Linked DNA regions of Mus musculus: region 2 is linked to region 1. Evidence: chromatin loops called from intact Hi-C (ENCODE). Cell type or tissue: left cerebral cortex. All regions are shown on one strand.

The links. Hi-C counts contacts between places; a loop is a spot of excess contacts. Peaks named below come from ENCODE experiments on the same cell type or tissue, not always from the same donor. Only the 100,000 strongest peaks of a DNase experiment are listed, where the experiment ranks them.
Region 2: it touches region 1 in a loop (2.6-fold over the local background); 7 of 42 quality-filtered maps call a loop at or near these places.

Annotation. Positions count from the first base shown.
Region 1 is chr2:129,257,606-129,260,105 of GRCm38, reverse strand. No RefSeq gene overlaps it. Among named protein-coding and RNA genes, the nearest start is that of Ckap2l, 38 kb to the left of the region's middle. In left cerebral cortex, a CTCF peak has its summit at 1,119 (motif pointing right); DNase peaks (open chromatin) are centred at 1,126 and 1,752.
Region 2 is chr2:128,862,660-128,865,159 of GRCm38, reverse strand. Fbln7 (fibulin 7) reads right to left here and starts at 1,228. Exons shown (of 8, transcript NM_024237.4): 1 at 1,013-1,228. The coding sequence starts at 1,087. In left cerebral cortex, a CTCF peak has its summit at 1,318; a DNase peak (open chromatin) is centred at 1,206; H3K4me3 peaks cover 934 bases.

The DNA of each region.
Region 1 (2,500 bases):
TCACTAGAGAAGTCTGATCCAAAAACAGGTCCTCCTGTGCCCCTGAGCATGCTCCCTGAGGGTGACCCCTTGATGGGGAAAAGCCAGGCAGTCCTGCCAGTGTCCAAACCCTCTGGGGACTGAGGCTCATATCCACCTGCGGGAAAGAAGCTGCCTCTTTTAAAACCACAGGATGCATACGAGTAGTTTGGGTATTTGGGGTTGGTTGACTGGTTGATGGGTTGTTTTGTTTCTTTGGGGTATTTTCTTTGAAACAGGATCTTCATTATGTAGCCCAGGCTAGCTTAGAACTTGCCATTCTCCTGCCTCAGCACTCTGTGATAGGATCCTAGGATGTCCCTCATAACCAGGGCACATCCTATAGTTTTTATTTTCAGTGCTGGGCTAGTACCCAGGACCTCATGCATGCTAGACAAGCTCGTGTATGGAACTTTAGAGATAGTATACCTCTCCACTTTGCCCAGGCTCTGCTCCTGCCTTCCCTCGGTGTGACCTGACTGGCTCAAAAGAGTGATCAGCGCAGCCATGGCTGAACACAGCAGAGGACTAGGCGAGGACTAGGCCCATGCGCCCAGCCCTACAGTCGCTGCCCTGGACTCCTCCCAGTCCTGTTTTCAAACTGGAGAGCTGGCTCCAGACAGTTTTCCTGTCTCTAGACTTCAACCTCCTCACCTGTAAAAATCTGAGATCCTGCCAGCCGACATGACCAGGCCAAAGGACCACTCAGATGGCTACATGCTAGTCGCCTTAAGCTTTATAAGTCTCTGCCCAGATCCAGCTGAGCCTAAGATTGCCATATTTCTCTGTAACTCTCAACCTCAATGGTCTGTGGGAATCTCCCAGGTTTTCTGTTCAGTATGCCACAGGGAATGTTTTCTTTTCTTTTTCCCCAAGACCCATCAGGTCACTGACCCAGAATCCCATCTTCTCAGGCTTCTTCTCCGTTGACCCCAGACATCCATGACAGCTGCATGAGGCCCAGTCCAGCAGTCAGGCATGGCATGTCTGGAGAGTGTTCATGGTGAGGACTGAGGTGCCAGAGAGAGGCCAAGTCCCAGAAACAGAATTGATGGCAATCCTTCCACTAAAGCATGTTACTGTCATTTAGTAGAATAGCCAGCAGAGGGCACTGTAGGACAAGGTCAGGAGGCACTTAGACAAAGCTGGGGAAAATCAAATGGTTGGGCACAAATGGAGACAAATTAGATCTAGACAGGCTAGGGAAGTCTCGCTCGTCTCCTCTCTGGTTTACCCCTCCTCACCTGCCACATAGCACTTAACATCTCTTTTTTAGTGGAGTTGATGGCTTGTAGCCCATAACAGCTCCAATGTCCCTCTTCCAAAGATAGCACCATGAACCTTCCTCAGACCCATATGGGAAGGCGACACAGAACATTAGGGGATACAGCACATGGGGAGTGGGAGCCAGAGGAGGAGGGGAGGGACGGGACACCCATGGGCTGTGTGTGCGCCTGTGTCTGTGCCCAGTAGGAGGGGAGGAAAGGCTTTGGGGAAGCCTAGCGTGAGGGTGACCCCCCAAGAGGCTTCAGTGGGGTCTCTAGGGGAGTCTGGTCCAAATCAAACCCTCTTGCTTTCTGTGTGCCAGGGCCCCAGTCCTCACTCCTCATCCTGATTCCCCCCAGGAAAGTTCACACTCTTGTACAGATGTGCCAGGTGTGTGTGTAGCTTCTCCGGATGCTTAGACTACTCTGGAGAACAGGGTCAGGAGACAGCAGTGGTGAGTAACATTGGGTTCCCCACTGTCCCTGGCCACTTTTGTCTGTCAGCCCCCAACCAGAGGACTCTGAACCCCAGCCACTCCCTTAGGTCAGATTAAGACTAAACCCAGAACAAAGAGGATACACATGGGCTGTGTGTGACAGAGGCAGCCAGAGAGTCAGGTGGCCAACCTTCCATAAGTCACGAGTCAATGACTCAGACCCAACAGAGCTAACAGCACACCTGAGGTTGTTTGAGCTCAAAGCAAACAAGTTCCGCTCTCTCATGGATGAGAAAGTGTGCCTTCCACACACTAATTTCTCAGGGCAGGTGGGGAGGGTGGGAGAGGAAGCCCACTATGGGAATCACTTGAGGACCTCAAGTTAGAAAATGGGGACCTTAGTCCCAGCTTGATCCCTATCACCTGTGTGATTTTGGACAAACTTCTTAACTTTTTACATCTCTGCCTCCTTGTGTAGAAAAAACAGATCTCCATATGTCACATAGTAGCTGAGATTCCCTTCCAGAAGACAGAAACATGGCAACCCTCCTGGCTCATCCTTCTCTTTCTCCCAGATGCTCAGCTCCTGGGACAGCTCGGGAACTCCCAAGCAAGTCCTCCAGTCCTGCTACTTCTTAAGTTTGGCAATATTCCCAAATTTGAGGTCTCTAGTATAAAGAATGCCTACACACACACACACACACACACACACACACACACACACACACACACACACGAGACAAACTCTGAGAAACTCACATACCTTGTCTGATGAGTCTA
Region 2 (2,500 bases), 390 kb after region 1:
CTGGGTGGTCTTAAAGAAGGATCTGGACACTCAGCAGGCACCCAGCCTCCCTGCACATCCTGCAGCTGTTTATGCTGCTGTTGGCATGGTTGAAGAAGCTGCTTCAGGACTCTCGTTGAGGGACCTCTGTCTGCTGACACGCGTTTGATGGAAGCTGACCTGAACCTGACAATACAAAGTCTCTCAAATACATTTTTATTTACAGTCTCAATTTTAAAAGTCAGTTTCCAATGGTTAATAAAATAATAATAATAATACTTATTGTTGTTGTTGTTGTTATTGTTATAAAATCTAGCCAAGCAAATAAATCCAGTGGGATTTGGAGACGTAAATGTCAAAAAAAAAAGAGAAAGAAAGAAAGGAAGGAAAGAAGGAAGGAAGGGAGGGAGGGAGGGGGAGCGAGGGAGAGAGAGAGAGAGAGAGAGAGAGAGAGAGAGAGAGAGAGAGAAAGAAGGAGAGAAGGAGAGAAGGAGAGAAAGAGAGAAAGGGAAAGGGAAAGAAAAGAAAAGAAAAGACCCTGCTGTTCATATGGGTGTGTAAGAAAATATAATTGCAACTCTGAGGCTTCGGGTGCTCAGGATAGGACCACCTGAGGATCCATCAGGCCACTGGTAAGAATTTCTGAGAGTGGTTAGGGTGTGGTGGCAGCAAGAATATTTCAGTTAGAAACGTAAATGTTGGGTTTGGAGAGCACGAACATTCTCTAACAGAATTGGGCGGCCAGGTGTTCTCACCAAGACCCACAAAAGACCAGTGTCTCAGAAATCCTTGGGTAACTTTCCCGGGCTGGCGATTCCCACGCGGAGCCACCTTCTCCCGTTGGGCTGCAGCAGCCCAGGTCGCCTGCAATGACAGATGGAGGACCCCGCTCCTCTCTCCATCAACCAAACCCCAGCCCTAGACTCCGCTCCAAGTCCCAACTCCAGCACAGGAGTGGAGCATGGCATGCCCTGGCCTCGGCGCTACCTCCTTGGGAAGCGGGACTCCAAGACGCACTGCGGGGGACACTGACCTGGAAAGCCCGCGCTCCGGGGCTGGCGAGGAGCAGCAAGAGGAGGAAAAGCGCGCGCTGTGAGCCCGGTCCCATCTTGCCACTCACAGCCTTGCTGCTGGGGAAGGCAGGTCGCTGTTCTCTGGCCGCAGTGCGCGGGTCCCTTGCAGCTTCCAAGGCCACTAGTCCGCAGCCGCCTGCACGGGACTGTCCCGACGACGCGGGGAGGCGCCAGCCCTGTGGCGGAGGCGAGAGAGGAGGAGCTGTGGAGCCTGGAATGCGCCTGGGAGCTCGCCCAATCCTCTGCTCTGGGAAAAGAACGGGTGCGACGCCTCGCGACCAAGGGTGGCCAGTGTCCACCCTGGGCTGCCCCACTGTCCGCAGTCCCCACTGCCCGCCGGGAGAGACCTAGGCCCCTGCCAACTACACGCGGCTGATTGATGAGCCAAATTTAGGACTGTCCCACTTCAAAGCCCACATAAGGACATCTTCCTCTAGGACAACAGAGAACAGGGTTAGTATGGCAGAAAGATGGCCTTCATAAATTGGACCAGGTTAGACCGTCTCTTCTTAAACCGTGGGCCGAAAAAAATGGGAGCTGAGTTACTGATTTTAGCAAATGGTGAGGCACGAAACCAAAAATTAATTCAAAATCAAATATAATGAATCCAAGGTATCCTTGGTCTCCATAACTGCTACTGGTCAGATGTCCAGGGGCACCACGGGAATGATCACACACGCACACACACACACACACACACACACACACACACCTAGGACACTTGGCTCAGATCTCAGACTAACTTATGTTACGAAATGAAGTGGTTTTACTGTACACGCTAAGTTTTTTGCTACTTTGTACTACTTACTTATATGAGGTGGTGTGCTCCGTGTGACAATTTTATAACCAAACAATCAATTTAGGGGGGGAAAAAAGTCAAAACTGCTTCTTATTCTTCAATATCAAATATTCAGCCAAGATTTAATTCTTCATGTAAAAATTAATAAAGCATATCAAATTTCCTTTAATTTTAATAAAGGATAAAATTATATTTATAGCAAATAATTACTTTAAAATAAATTTATGATTTATTACCAGTACGTGTTTGATCTGTACACTTCTTCATGTGCCTGAATTCCTAAGGTTGCAGAAATATTTCTCAGTGAAAAGAGACTGAGAGCAAGAAGTTTAAAGGGCTCTGAGTTAGACTAAGTCACCCTTTGGACAACTCTGCCAGTTTTTAAATCAATTCTCCCTAGGGCTTTTGGAAGGCGCGTGCTCAGTGACTAAGTTAAGAGGGCGCATGCTCAGTGACTAGGTTAGGAGGGCGCATGCTCAGTGACTAAGTAGGGCACATGCTCCGTGACGAAGAGTCTACAGCCTTCCTTCTAGTTTTCCGTCTGTTTCCCAAGGGTTTAAAGTAAAGGCCCAGCTACAGAACACGCCTGGGGTCTAGTTAGGTAACAGCCCTGTGACAGGCATGGAATTGAGGTTCCTGTACTCAGGCT